Regions from separate parts of the Mus musculus genome. Here region 2 is linked to region 1. The links are chromatin loops, found by intact Hi-C in ENCODE. Cell type or tissue: gastrocnemius. All regions are shown on one strand.

Region 1 (8,000 bases):
CCCAAAGTCAAGAAAAACCCAGTCTTCCTAACAGGTAGGCTTACAGTTCAGAGACTTAAAAAAGACTTAAATCCTAGCACTCCCTGATACCAATGTGCCTCCACTAACTGGACCTTCTTTGTCCTTCATGATCTCACTCACATACATGCATACATCACACACACACACACAGAGCGAGAAAAGTGGGGGGTTGTGGGGAGATGGCTGTTGAGATGTTTCCCACTCTATGGGAAATCATAGCTGAAATCCTGCTCTGGAGGCCACCACTTCAATCAAAGATGCCTTACAGAACATCTAAGTCTGCTGTGGACAGGCAAACGGGGCTACATTTAAGCTCTTCACGGAACCTCAAGCTTCCCAGAGTAAACCCCAAGCCTGGGCACTGTATCTTGCAAGCTTGGGTTATTTCTGTCAGTTCAGTACTCACTCACTCTTACACTCACCTAGCCCTGAAACTCTCCCCTTCCCCGAGGCTGGTGCCTCTGACACCAGGAGGGATGCTGGTAAGAACAAGGCAACTCCCTTTTGCATAAACAGTCCTTTGAAAAGCTGGCAAGGTTCTGTGACTTGGGAAGGGAGGGATGTGACTCTGGTAATTGAGGTGCAGTGGCCACTGGCATTCTCTGCTGGCAGCCATTCCCACAGGGCTTATAGGCGCTGCTCTTACGAAATGACTTGTTGGCTGGCTTCCTTACTTGAGTTTGTCGAGGGTGAACATCTTCCATGTGAGGTTGCTCTTTCAGGGCCATTACTCAGCGTTGTGCATACTACACAATAGACACACCCAAATGCCACTGTCACACAATGGACGCACCCAAATGCTGCTGTCACAAGCACCGGTTATCAAGAGCCTTGGTGAAGCAGGAAGTGGGTGAGTCTTGGGTACTGACTCAGATAAAGCCAGAAAATATGGCCTTGCAGGGCACCTGAAGTGCCTACCTCCCCTCTGCTGTTGAGGGCGTTCAGTGCGTTGCCCACCAAGAGAGGCAGCCGTCAAGTCTCAGGACATTCATGGAAGAACTGAGAGAAGGCATTTAAGAAGTCACTGACCGTTCCCCCCTTCTCCTTGAGGATGCTAAGAGGTAGGCTTGGCCTCCCTTCTCAGTGGCTCAGCACACAGCAGGAAGTCAATATGACCTGATATTCTCTCTCCCATTGCTCTCTGAGATATGACTTACTATCCATGAAGGGTAGGGTATCCTTGTTCACTGTGAAACCGACGCTGTCCGGTTGAAAGAGTGAGCTGGCTCTGCCAGGACAGAGATGCAGCATACTAAGAAGCCCTTTGAGTGCCTCACTCGACACTCAGCACAAGCCACAGTGACCCCATGAGTCCAACTTAAAGCACTGTGCGGCCTGAGTGGCGTGCCACATACAGATGGGGACAGTAAGGACAAGAATATGGGGACAATGAGTAAGGACAAGAATGTCTGCAGCTACTATGCCAAATTGGCACACCCGGCACATAACCACTGTGCAATACTGCAGCAGCCACAGAGAAGGCGGGGTGGGGGTAAGAAACAGGAGGAAGACTGAGCAGAGGGAAGGAGACAGACAGACAGAGAGACCGGGATGGGGGTAAGAAACAGGAGGAAGACTGAGCAGAGGGAAGGAGACGGACAGACAGAGAGACCGGGATGGGGTTAAGAAACAGGAGGAAGACTGAGCAGAGGGAAGGAGACGAACAGACAGAGAGACCGGGGTGAATTAGGTAATGTATTTTCTCTCCGGAATATAGCTTAACTACGCCTCTATAGCAGGTAATTAACCACAGTCCTCTGATGTATCCTCCACCCCAGCAACAGTGACAAGCTCTACCTGTACACAATCCCCACTCTTGCTCTGAGACTTCCAGGGCTAACCTTAGGCAGCAGCCGAGCAAGCCAAAGGTTTTCACCTGGCAGGCCTTGAGTTGATTGATCGCCTGAGACCATCCTGAACCATCTCAAGAACCAAAGACAAGACTGTCGACATTGGAGGTGAAAGCGAGTCTCAACTGGACAATAAAAAAATAAGAAATAAATAAATAATCAAGTTAATCAAGCAGAATATGGGTGTGCCTAGCTGAGCGCCCCCTGCCACACTGAGCCACTCTCTAACTCTGGGAGTCTGTAAGGAAATAGAATGGAGGCCCACATAAGGTAATCTGTTGTTACAAGAAAATTAAGAGAGGCTTATTGGCTTCTAAAACATTGTAGCTACACAATTTCCACCAGGAATGATCATTATCTACAGAGCCACAAACCTTCTAAGGAGCTCCAGTGGCAATCAGATCATTAGGAAGGTCTGCTTCCCGCCTCCTACCACTTCCACAAACCCCCTGTTACAGCACTCCCATGTCCCCCTGAGTCTCTAAGGCTGCCTAGGGGTGTGTCTATGGCTCCCTCCTTTGTAATGATGCTTAGCGAAAATGTTCCTCTCTTCTTTGATTCACAGGACCATAATTTTCAGAGACAGAATTTTCAGGGCAGAACCAAATATTACCAAGTTAATTTTAAAATGCCAATATGTATCCTACTCAATCCCAAACCCATCTCGTGTGTGTGTGTGTGTGTGTGTGTGTGTGTGTGTGTGTGTGTGTGTGTGTGTTGTTAGGAACCCAACCCAGGTCCTTACACTTGATAGACAATTACAAGACTTTTTTAGATGAAGGAGAAATAAAAAAATAAAAATAAAAACCTCAGCCTGGCAGTGGTGGCGCATGCCTTTAATCCCAGCACTTGGTGGGCAGAGACAGGCGGATTTCTGAGTTCGAGGCCAGCCTAGTCTACAAAGTGAGTTCCAGGACAGCCAGGGCTACACAGAGAAACCCTGTCTTGAAAAACCAAAAACATAAAAAAAAATAAAAATAAAAAATAAAAAAATAGAAAATAAAAAATAAAAAATAAAAACCCCACAGTTCGAACATGAACTAACAGATAAAAAGGTACTTACAGCACAGAATCCTCTGTTGCAGAAATAAGCAGGTAAAATGTATTAAACTAGCATTTAAAGCAACTACGAACCTTCTCCAAGGGTGGTCAGGAATCAAGTTGGGGGAAGAACGGGCAGGAGCAAAAATCAGGGGACTGTTTTGTAAACAGAGTAATTGCTAAAAACTAAAAATCTACTCTGTGAAATTGTTTTAAAACCACATTCCACTGAATTACAATTCCGGGCTGTTGAGAATGGATGTTTTCACAGAGCTGAGTATGTGCTTAACCCTGGGAGAAAATCAACCCTGCTGGAAAGCAAGCCAGTGAGAGCCAGGCAGCCACACCCCTCAGAGGTGACACCCAAGCTGTCTTTATATATCCAGCTATAATCAGGATCTGATAGTTTGAAGTGTAAACTGTGTCCTAAGGAGCCCAGAAACTCTGAAAGGTCACCCACGTGGCTAGGGGATCGCAAGTGGGTGACTCATCTGAGCTAGGGTCTGAGATGGTCCCAGCAGATATTCTCTATCCCCGGGTTTGGGTTAAAGTCCTCGCCCGATGTATGTAGGTTTGTAAGCATGAAGACTGGACCAAAGTACAAGGAGGGCAAAGGGAGGAAGGTGGGGGGTGCTAGACCTTACTGCTCATCTCAGGGCCTTGCACCTTGCCCTTGGGTGCTGGGAGAACAGTCTCCCATTATCCTGCTCACTTTTAGGCCATATAAAATCCAAGGCTCTAACTGATCCCATTGGAGTGCAGTCTCAGAACATACAACGCCTACATTCTTAACTCGAAACCATTAGCCTGAGACCTACAGCTGGTCATCGATGACAATGTCCATGCATGCTGGACTCCAGGTGTGCCCAGGGCTCGCACCCCACAGTATGGAGTTAGTGGGGGGGTCCCCTCCTGCCCCAGCTGGGCTTACTCCCCTCTACTCGACTCAGCCCCAGCCCCTGCCAACCCCACCCCTATCTTTCCAGTCAGTCTTTCATGGGTCCTTGTTTCAAACAAAGACCTGTTTTGTGTGTGTCTTTACACTTAAAGTCAGAATCAGTTTTACATCACAAATCAAAGGAAATAAACCTTCACAGGGTCACGTTCCTCCCTCACTGAGCCCTCGGGTGGTAGTTCCCTAAGATTCAAACTGACAAGTTCTATTACACACACACACACATAAATGTGTGTATGTGTATATACATATATATATACACACACACATGCTACATAAAGAACAAACCAAGGCTTGCCTGATGGAACTATGAATCAAAGAATAACTTACAAGGGTTGAAAATACAATTATAAATATTTATATAATGTGGTACATTTACACAATGGAGTACTACTCAGCTATTAAAAACAATAAATTTATGAAATTCTAGGCAAATGGATGGATCTGGAGGATACCATCCTGAGTGATGTAACCCAATCAACAAAGAACACACATGATATGCACTCACTGATAGCCCAGAAACTTAGACTACCTAAGATACAATTTGCAAAACACATGAAACCCAAGAAGAAGGAAGACCAACGAGTGGATACTTTGTTCCTTCTTAGAATGGGAAACAAAATACCCATGGTAGGAGTTACAGAGACAAAGTTCGGAGCTAAGATGGAAGGAAAGACCATCCAGAGACTGCCCCACCCATGGATCCATCCCATAAACAACCACCAGACCCAGACACTACTGCATATGCCAACAAGATTTTGCTGACAGGACCCTGATATAGCTGTCTCTTATGAGGCTATGCCAGTGCCTGGCAAATACAAAAGTGGATGCTCACAGTCATCTATTGGATGGAACACAGGACCCCTAATGAAGAAGCTAGAGAAAGTACCCAAGGAGCTAAAGGGGTCTGCAACCCTATAGGAGGAACAACAATATGAACTAACCAGTACCCTCCAGAACTATGTATCTAGTTGCATATGTAGCAGAGAATGGCCTAAGTGGTCATCAATGGGAGGAGAGACCCTTGGTCCTGTGAAGGTTCTATGCCCCAGTACAGGGGAATGCCAGGGCCAGGCAGCAGGAGTGGGTGAGTTGGGGAACAGGGTGGGAGGGAGGGTATAGGGGACTTTCGGGATAGCATTTGAAATGTAAATGAAGAAAATATCTAGTAAAAAATAAAATAAAATATTGCGTTGTTAGTTATAAGAAAAATTAGCAAATAAAAGAATAAATATGTATATGTATGCATGTGAGTCTATAATATAGATATGCATCATGTGTGCAGTGTGTGCACGTACACTTCCTTCACAAAAGAAGATCACCACAGGGCACAAAGACTGCCTGGCTCCAGCCTGTCAGTGACACACAGAGGACCCTAGTGATCTAGTGCGCTCCTCTCCTGGCTCTCCAGCCTCCTCTTTCCACTCTGCACCCCACCACAGAACCAGCACAATGTCACACTGTCTCTCCTGGTTTTCTGCAAAGAAGATGCATTCCCCGCCAGGAAGCCTTGCTGCCTCTTGCTCATCCAAGGGTCTTGACTTGGATGTCTTTTCCTACAGGAGAGGTCTCCCTGAAGCACCTGCTCACACCTGAGTTAGACCCCACTCCACCCCCACTCCTCCAGGATGCCTAAGAGACTGAATACTTGTGGGCTCCACATTGCTTGATTGAAAGTATCAAAGAAATAGGGGCCCTTGTTGTCTACTGCACCTGGACAGGAGCATTCCCAGTGACAGGTGCTCAATAAATACTGCACGAACCATATTTAGAGTTGATTGGCTCTCTCTGGTTGCACCAATTTTCCTCTTACAGCTTTCTGCCCATGGGCTGGAAACATTACTTATATATGATCTCATAGTGTTCTGGATGCACCAGATAAATCAGAGACACCAAGGGCAGTCAACAGCAATGAGGATTCCCTGCAAGGTTTTGGATCTGACATTAACAAGTCCTGCCTGCTTAACTGGGTAAGCAACAGGACAACACAGAAGTTTGGTGGACAACCAGCTCTTCTCATTCTAAATCCTCGGATTTAGAACAACGTGGGGAGGCAGAAAGCTGGACAAAGTGGAGAAAGATTGTCTCTGAGTGAGTCTCCTCTAAAAGGCACTTGTCCAAAATCACTCGATACATTAAAGGCTTCAGAAGAGTCTGTGGTGTGCACCGTTCAGGGAGGGCACCCTCCCACTCCCACTGTACCAGTTATATCATAACCAAACAATAGCCTGTTACAGAGGTGAGACTCCTTCAGAGCTCTGCTTATCTCGGAAGGTGCTTTTGTTTCTGTTTGGTTTGTTTTTTATTTTCTTTGTTTTGCTTTTCGTTTCTTAGACAGGGTCTCTCTCGACACAGCCCTGGCTCGTAGGGACCTCCTGGATCAGCCAGACTTAGAATCATGCAGTGCACATTGGTTCAGTCCAATTGCATTTGTATTTAAATATAATGAGATAATTGATGCCACCAGCACAGCAACTACTCTATCAAGTTCATCACGCCCAGAGGCAGATATATTAATCGGCTCTCTTACCATCCCAAACGTAGTGCTGGGCAGCGTTTCAGTCCTGCTTTCGAGGGACCCCCCTCCTTTATGCTTGACTTAGGATGATGCAAAGGCATGTGCGTGCGTGCGTGTGTGTGTGTGTGTGTGTGTGTGTGTGTGTGTGTATGCTAGCACACTCGCACACACTCGAGGCAAGTGTGCAAGCTGGAAGCGGTGCATGCATGTGTGCACATGCATGAGGTCAGTGGACAACCTTGCATATCATCTTCAGGAATACCATCAATCTCCTTTGATACATGATCTCTCACCGATTCACCCACCTCCACCTCCCCAGCACTGGGACTGCAACTGCTCACCACCACACCACACCTACTTCTATAAGACTCTGAGACTAAACTCGGGTCTTCACGCTCACTGTGCAGCTACCTCCAGCCTTTCATCTTCACTTGTAAGAGAAATCTGAAAGGCCCCAGGCCTGCACCAGTGTGTGCCATCTCCTCGTCCCTTCTCCCCCACCCCTCCCCTGATCCTTCTCCGTTTCTTACTACCTCATAGGAGAAGTCATCCAGTCTTAAGTACCAGCTTTCTCTCTAGTACACACACCTCCACTAATCCAGACCCGTGAATCCACCCTCCGGCTTCACACACAGGTTAAAAGGCATCACAAGTTCAAAGCCCTGAATATTCCTAAGCCTGCCTCTCCTCTGTGGCTGGCAGAGAGAGAACTTGTCAGTCACAACATTTTAGGGATCTCTTCTCATACCCATACTCTAGCCCCTCAGAAAATCCTACCGGCTTCTCAGGATATGCAAAGCACAGGCTCCCCTCTGGGTTGCCAGAGCTACCACCTGGCCCAAGAGTCTTCTTTCACAGATACAGTGTGTGAAGTGAGGCTAACTCCATATCCTACCGCCATCGCTATACGCTTAAACCATGAACCTGGTATCATTACTTGCCTCACAACCCTCCAATGGCTCCCCAAAACACTAGTAAAGCCAAAGTCTATTTTATGGTCTCTTAGGTACCTCACTATCTCCCATCCCAGTTCCACCCACCCTCCTCTCACTCTCTCTGCTGTGGCCTCAACATGCAGGCCACACCCCGTCTAAGGGCACTGGTACTTGCTCTCTCTTCTATTTATAGGTCACAGCGCTCACTGAGATCTGTCCCTGGTCAGCCTGGCTAAAACTACATCCCCTCCTGCTCCTCATACCCATAAGTCCTTCCATACAGGATATATTACATCTCTCTGCAATTAATTATCCCAGTCAGCAGTTTGCCCCGACTAGACCATGAGCTCTAGAAAGAAAGAAGTTGTAGCCTTGTGTTCTCTGCTGTAGCCTTGGCTCTTAAGACAGTCCCCGGCACACCCACACATAGTCCTTCAGTAAATCCTACTGACTTTTCAGGATATGCAAAATACAAACTCCTCTAAGGGTGGCCAGAGTCACTTGGTCTGACTCTTCTTTCACGAGATTATGGATATAGTGTGTAAACTGAGGCTAAGTGTTAGCATTGGCCAGTTCCGCTGTCTGCAGAGGTTCTGTGGACAGGAGAGCCGGTTCTCTGAGCTTTCTACCTCCTTAGGGTTGTAGTGCAAGCACTGTGCTTGCCAGAACAGCTACCTCAC
Region 2 (8,000 bases), 61 kb before region 1:
CGGAAACCACGGGCAGCTGCTCTGTCCCCAGGCAAGAACACAAGATAGCAAAACTTCTGATGAGCAGGAACAAATGAGCAGGCACATTCACTACGACAACTGCTGCTCCACCTCTGCCTTCTGACATACAAGGCGTCCTTCTTGGTTTGTGTTTGACCAGGTGACTGAGACCTTGGCAGTATCAGAGGCAGAAACAACCAAGTCTGTTTGTGCCAAGGGGTAATTCGGCCCCTCACTCAAGTGTATTCTGAATAGAAGCAACATCTTCTAGTGTCACCAGCATATGTCCATATGTGAGCCCATGAGTTAGCCTGGAGCACACACCTCAATCACTACTGTCCTCCTTGTGACCACTCCACTACATCACATCACAGGTAAGACACAAACCAAGAATTAATAACACAAGCACACATGCACCTTGCTCACACACACACTTCAATTCATATCACCTCACAATTTTTCAGAGTGCCATGGTGTGTGTGCATCTGTGTATATATGTGTATGTGTGTTTGTGTATATTTGTTTGTATATATGTAAGTATGTAAGTTTGTGCAGGTGTGTGTTTTGTGTGTCTGCATGTATATGTGTAGATGTATGTATGTATGCCTCTGTGTATATTTATGGATGATGTGTGTCTGTGCATCTGTAGATGTGTGTGTGCATATACATGTGTGCCTGTGTTTATTTGTCTACATATGTTTGTGTTTGTGTGTGCACATGTGTTTATCTTTCTTGGTAAAATCAGGATACAATTTTAATGACTCTCACACAAATACTTGTAGTGTCCTCTCTACAAGTGAACTTATCATGGAACTGAGAAAACTAGCCCCCTAGGCAGTGCCATCCAAGGCCCCAAAAGCATAAACTTGTGTGGATTTTTCACAAGTGAGATATGTTGGCATTCTTTTCTTAAAGGGCATCTCAGGATCAAATGTGTAACTTTTAAGACCCATGAAGTGATTGAGACCCATCCCTGCTTCGACACCCACCCATGCAGCCGCTAGCAGTCCACTCTATGAAATGGCGGCTGACATACCGGGGAGAGTAGGGGACAGCAGGTGGGGGAGGGATGTATAGATCCAGGATGGCTGGCTTCTCCTTCTTCAGGGAGGCATCCATGGTACTCTCTGGGGACTGGGTGGTGGTGGGCGGGGGTGAGGTCTGCAACGAGAGAGCCACACACAGAGTGAAAAAGCAGAGGTCAGCATGGAGATCCTTCTTGGTGTACCTGTTCCCCACACAGAACAAGGCAGAGTACAAGCAGATGCTGAGTTCACCCACGCTCACACGAATACTAACAGTGCTCAGTGTCCGTGTTCCCGTGAAGCAATTGGCTCAATAGGGGACCTAGAAGTCACTTTTAACTCTAGCCTTAGGAAAACCACTTAAAACTCCTTCCTTGTGCCACAGTTTCCTCCTCTGGGAAAAGCATGCAGCAGTGTCCCGCTGGTTAGGAGTGTGGCCTTGTGGCTGTGGGTGAGAGCCTGGCTGGCCTTCTGATTAGCCGCACTGCTGAGGCAGCTCGCTCAAATTCTGTGCCTCATCTGTGTGACAGAAATCAATGGGTGGAAGATCCTCTTCCAGCTGGGCAGCTGTGGTAACTGTGGTCACACATATGAAGGGCATGTGACATGCTTGCTGCACGGAAAATATACAACTCTGTTAAATTCAGCAGTGGGGACCCACAGTACAAACACTCGTGTATAAATTAACTTTAAAAATTAAATCCTTACTTTAATTACATTACTGACCTCAAGGGACTTACATTTTTATTAAATATTTAATACTCATACATGACCATGTTTGGATCCAATCCACACCCATTCCCTCTTTTCCTCTCAAATTCTTGTTCTCTTGTTCCCTCCCCGTCCCCATCAGCAGGCCTCTAACTTTATGGCCAGTCAGTATTGCCTGAATGTGACTGGAGGCAGGGCAGCCTGCAGCAGGGGTAGCCTGCCAAGGTCCACATCCCTGAAGAAAACAGACTCCCCCCTCTTCCAGAAGCCATCGGTTGCCTGCTGCTCCCCAGAGTGGTGAGGCTTCGTGAGTTGTGTGATCCGTGCTGGGATTTTGGCTGGCTTGCGTAAGTCTTGCACATGCAGAAAGGACTTATCTAAAATCCCCTATGAGACCTTCTACGATATAACAATGACACTGACCAACCAGCTCCAGCTAGGAAAGGTCCAGTCGGGTCCTCACAATTAGTATGGGAACCACGGCTGAAGGCCAGCAAGTCCATGCTAGACACTGGGTGGGAAGAAGGTGCTCCCCTTTGACCTCAGGTTGTGAAGGAAGCAAGGGAAGTTAATGTAGACAGAACTGTGGTCACCAAGAGAATCAAAGTGACAGCAACATTCAGAAGGGATACAAAGGCACAGAGGCATGGGCTCTGTCTATCTTCTAGAATAATCTCCCAACCTGAGCCCTTAATTCAGTTCAGTATGGACTTCACTGATATCCAATATATCAGTATCTGAAAGCACAGGGTCAAAATCCAGATCCTTGGGGTCACTCCCATAAGACATCCCTGCCACCCTCCAAGTCATCAAGAATGACTTTTGTTTAGGAAAACCCTCATCTGTCAGGATGCAGCCTAAAATCAGAATGGTGGCCACCTCTCAGGGGCAAGGACACGGTAAATGTGTTGAGGAGGAGGAGGAGATGGCACCCCTCCATGGACTGTTGAGCACCCAGGCATAATGAATACTGAAGACTCGGGGGTCAGGAGCTGAGGGAGCCTAGTTCCTGTCTGCCAGTGTTTATGTTCTGCAAACAGCCTGGGCGCACAGTAAGAGCACTTGGTAGTCGAGGCGCATGGCAGTGTCTGCATCTTCACGTGGTACTTCCCAGGGTCGGAAACAAAATTAAATGTGTTTCCATGTCTCTCCAGCTCCTTGTTGCCGTGAAGAGAGAGAAAATGGAAGTGTGCTCCTTCCAAAGTCTATTTCCAAAAGTCAAGGGATGAGGGGGCTGGAGAGATGGCTCAGCAGTTAAGAGCACCACTGACTGCTCTACCAGAGGTCCTGAGTTCAAATCCCAGCAACCACATGGTGGCTCACAACCACCTGTAATGGGATCTGATGCCCTCTTCTGGTGTGTCTGAAAAAAGGACAATGTACTCGCATACAAACAATAGATAAATCTTTAAAAAAGAAAAGAAAAAGAAAGCAAGGCTTAGGAAACATTTCACCCAAAGCTAACAGACAAGGACACACAGCAGGGCTGGCATGTGAGCCCATGAGGTGGGTGCTGCTTGTGGACTCAAGCAGGAGTTCCATCTCCAAGGCCTTGCAAATCATCCGTCGCTCATCTGAAGCACCTCATCACCAGGTCATCGCCTCACATCTACACATGCACAGCTACCTCCTACATGGTGTCTCTTAGGTCTACATATAGTCACGAGCTGGACGCTGCCCCTTCAAAATTCCTATGTTGGGGTCCAGTGACCCCTGCCCTGGAACCTGTGAACCTGTGTGCCATGATAAAGTCGAAATGAGGACATTAGGAGCCAACCTCGTCTGTGTAACGTAAAGACTGAGGGAGGGCCATGGGAAGACAGAGAGAAAAGGCAGCTATTTCCTAGCCAGAGAGTCAGGCCTCAGCAGGGCCCAACCCTACAGATTCCTTGACCTTGAACCCCAACCACTCAACCTATAGTTCTTTGTTATGGCAACCCTAGTAACACAGATAGGAATATAAAACTAGGTGTTGACCTGCCACCTGAGGGTGAAGTCCATGGCCTCTAGCCTGGTACCCTATCTCTGCTATTACATAGCTCAACTTTACCTACCATCTTTGGCTCCAGAGAGCTTGAGGTGACCATGAAGGTAACTTGGGACCCCCATACTGAGATCTCAATCTTTGGCACAAAAAGCCCAGGGCCATCCCTTCTGTAGAGAACAGCCCTAAGCAAACATGGCTACATCTCCTAAGTGGGGCAGCCAGCCTGCAGCTGCCTGATTCCACAGGACCCTCTGTCCTGTAGAGCGGCCACAGGTAGGCCTGTACTTTCTTCATGCGCTTTCTCCCTTCCCTTGTAGCATCTGCCTTTATAGCTCACTTGGAAGAAATCACAACTCTGCCTCTGAGAACTGACCAAAGACAACTTCCACCTGCAGGCCATACATCTGTGCTGTGGGGGCTCATCTACAGATGTTACCCACCTCCCAGCTGAAGGTGCCACCAGACTCCATCAACAAGAAGGACCTCACCTACACAGTCCCTACTCTCTCTCAGCTCTCTAGTGTCTGGTCTCAGGATGACATTTTACACACACACACACACACACACACACACACACTTGAAAAATGCTGAGTTGCATAAAACAGATGCAGACACAGCCAAGCATCGGATGGAGGTCAGGGACCCCTATGGAAGAGTTAGGGGAAGGATTGAAGGAACTGAAGGGGATGGCAACCCCACAGGAAGAACAACAATATCCACTAGACCCCTGGGAACTCCTAGAGACTAAACTACCAACTAAATAGCATCCATGGGCTGGTCTATGGTCCCTGGCACATATACAGCCGAGAACTGCCTTGTCTGGCCTCAGTAGGAGAGGATGTGCCTCATTCTGTAGAGACTTGATGCCCCAGGAAAGGGGGATGCAGGGAGGTGAGGTGAGAGGAGTGTGGGTAAGGCAGGTGGGCGAGCATCCCCTCAGAGGCAAAGGGGAGGGGCAGTGGGGTGAAGAATTCTTGGTGGGGGGGACCGGGAAGGGGGTTGACATTTGGAATGTAAATAAATAAAACAAAAAAATTAAAATACAGAAAAAATAAAACTGCTAAGAGAGAAGACTAAAATATTTTCACCACAAACATAGGTGTGCATGTGTTAACAACAATACATGCAGATCTTAAAATGCTGCATTATATACATAGTTTACATGTCAACTCATTCTTTTCACGTTTGATTTTATGCATATAACTGTTTTTCTGCATGTGTGTCAGCTCACCATGTGTGTGCAGTGACTGTGGAGGCCAGAAAAAAGTGTCGGATCTCCTGAACTGGAATTACAGAAGGCGAGAGCTTCTGTGTGGGAGCTGGGAATGGAGCCTGAGTCCTCCGGAAGAGCAGCCAGTGCTCTTAACTGCTGGGCTGCCTCTCTTTCATTTTAAAACCTAACTGACTTAGTCACGTGCCCCACATGCTCCAGTCTCTCCTTGGTGCTGCTGAGTTCCACTCTGGTATCTACACCTGTGGATACAGCTGCCTCTACACCTGTGAATACAGCTGCCTCTACACCTGTGGATACAGCTGCCTCTACACCTGTGGATTCAGCTGTTACAAAGCGCTCAGACACACAGCTTTCACCTGAAGATGCAAAATAAAAATCACAGGCAGCTCTATAAATGAACTGTGGTCTAAGATTTAAGGACCTTTTAAAGACGAGGTCTCACTTTGTAGCCCTGGCTAGCCTGGAACTCACTTTGTAGACCAAGCTGGCCATGAATTCACAGGGATACACCTGCTAAGATGTTAAGGGCAGGCATCACCACATTTGGCTTACGGACCTTTTCTAAAAACAAAACCAAAGGTTTAAAGTGTTATTAAAAAGAAAAAATTGGCTAATGGGTTTGCTGAGGGTTGGCATGAACTTGTGGGCCCCTGAGCCTCGGCTGAGACAGTAAAGGCAGGTGATGCTTACAGAGGCTAAGTATTGAAACTCATACAGGACAGTTGGTTTGCCTTGTACACACCACCATGGGCTGGCGATTTTGAGTTGTGCCTAAGCAACAGTGTGCAGCCACTGCCCACCCCCTGACCCTTGGCCAAGTGCTGCTAAGCATGCTAAGCACCATGGGTGCACTACCATCAGGTTCAAGCTGTGTGTGCTGCACTCAGTGACAACTGCTATCACCCCATAACTGGAGAAGGGGGGCTTCTAAGAGTCAGGAAGAAAACAAAACACACAAAGGTGGGGATGCTCTTGAAAGTTACAAGGACTTCCCCCGACATTACACAGGTAGTAAAGGTTCCCCTGACATTACACAGGTAGTAACGCTTGCTGGGGAGAAGAGACACTGCCAGGACGGATGAAACTGCTTGCCAGTCATGACCGGGATGCTAAGGACTCAGCTTTGGTGAGTTGTCACTCGTGCTGGGGTGGGCTTTTCGGTGACAGAGCAGCCTCTGAGTCACCATGCTCCCATAAGTAGCCCCAATAAACTGACTGTCAGCTAGACTTGGATGGTTGGCCACGGATGCCCTACCTGGGACAAACGAACACTCCCCAGGAAAAGGCACAGAACTTTGCTTTAAATAAGTGACAAGACAGAAGGCGAGCCTTCCACCTGTGCCATGGTGAGATGGGGGAACTGAACTGACCTTTTAATTACTTAAAGAGTCACATATGCCAAGTGGCTACTACACAGTTCAGCAAAGACCTGGAGTTTACGTTTTCATGCAAGCAGGATTGGAACAGTAATGACTGGCAAACCAGCTCCTGAAACCAATCACCTTCAAACTTGAATCCCTCTTTTAAAGAGCTGTGCCACAGTCTACTCTAGAGGAAGGTCTCTGATGTCACAGTTACCTGCACGAGCGGTGGCTTCCACCGCAGGTTCTTCAGTGGGGCCGGAGTGAAGCTGAAGGAGCCCGTGGGCCTCTTCTTCAGCAGCAGCACCACGCCCGTGGGGTTCTCTCTCAACTTTCTCACCAGATTTTTCAACTGCCACCCAACCTTGGGAAAAGGAGGAGAGAGGCGTGGTCATGAGCCAGTGAACTTATGTTGAGGAAACTCAAGTTATGAGCAAATGGGTAAATGCAAGTGTGTTCAGTTTAGCGCTGACTGCTTCAAACAGTGGAAATACAGGGTACACATTGTAATTTCTTAATATAGAGGTTGTAGAGATGGATCAGCCATTAAGAGCATTACCTGCTCTTGCATATTGAGTGATTCACAGTTGCCTATCATGACAGGTCTAGGATATGATACCCTGTTCCAGCACATATGTACACACACACACACACACATACACAAAATTTTAAATGTTAAGGTAATTAAATTTTCTGAAGGGAAATCATTCAACTTTCAATCATACCCCAATAAATGAACTCACCACTGTCTGCCGATTGACTTGAATGACCTCATCGCCAGCGTGAATCTTTTGAGATCTGTCTGCAGGAGACTGCATAGAAACAAAGAGACCTGGCTTAGGTGTTTAGCCCTCTCTTTCAGCCTTTAGCTCTTTCTTCTGTATAAGAACCAGCAACGGAAATAAAGCTTCCTCAAGATAAAATAAAAACTATGTTTTAAAGTAGTCCATGGGCCTTAGAGTATGAATCTTGTATAATCTATTATGATGTTGGCTACAGTGGATAGCCTCTCCATTAACACCCAACTTTGTCTAAAATATAACATGTATGGGTACACTGTTGAAGTAGTTAGCTGATAAAAGGCATGAGTTCACCTATAAATAATAAATAAACAGCCGGGAAACCTTATACATCTCCCCGTCAGCATTCACCTTGCAAAAGTAGGTAAACTGTTAAACTTGTAAGGATCACTGTAATTCTTACAAACACAAATCTTATTTCTATCTTGTTTTACATATCACTATGATGCTACTCAAATAAGAAGTTAACAGACCAACACACACACACACACACACACACACGGTGGCATATGCACACCTACAGGAATATACACACATACATCCACAATCACACTGGTAAATATGCACATGAACATACACATCCTATACACACACACAATATGCATCATATGTGGGGCTGGAGAGATGTTTCTGCAGTTAGGAACACTGGGTGCTCTTCCAGAGGACCTAGGTTCAAGTCCCACATGGTATCCCACAACTGTCTGCAACTCTAGTTCCAAAGAAACTGGCGCCTTCACACAGACATACATGCAGGCAAGACACATGCACATTTTTAAAAGTATGTCTAGTACTTTCTGAAAGCTATTGCTTAAAAACAACAAAAAGTCCATAAAAGGATGTAAGCCAAACATGGTGCCAAGAACATTCTTGTTCACTGAGTGA

What was found. A loop is a pair of places that touch in the nucleus more often than their neighbours do. Peaks named below come from ENCODE experiments on the same cell type or tissue, not always from the same donor. Only the 100,000 strongest peaks of a DNase experiment are listed, where the experiment ranks them.
Region 2: it touches region 1 in a loop (1.9-fold over the local background); 2 of 42 quality-filtered maps call a loop at or near these places.

What each region holds. Positions count from the first base shown.
Region 1 is chr10:7,188,658-7,196,657 of GRCm38, forward strand. The region is part of intron 1 of Cnksr3 (Cnksr family member 3); the gene reads right to left. Among named protein-coding and RNA genes, the nearest start is that of Cnksr3, 20 kb to the right of the region's middle. In gastrocnemius, no CTCF peak of the experiment used is centred here; no DNase peak of the experiment used is centred here; H3K27ac peaks cover 344 bases.
Region 2 is chr10:7,127,987-7,135,986 of GRCm38, forward strand. It overlaps Cnksr3 (Cnksr family member 3), which reads right to left. Exons shown (of 13, transcript NM_172546.2): 8 at 7,062-7,130; 9 at 6,536-6,682; 10 at 1,037-1,161. Among named protein-coding and RNA genes, the nearest start is that of Cnksr3, 80 kb to the right of the region's middle. In gastrocnemius, no CTCF peak of the experiment used is centred here; no DNase peak of the experiment used is centred here.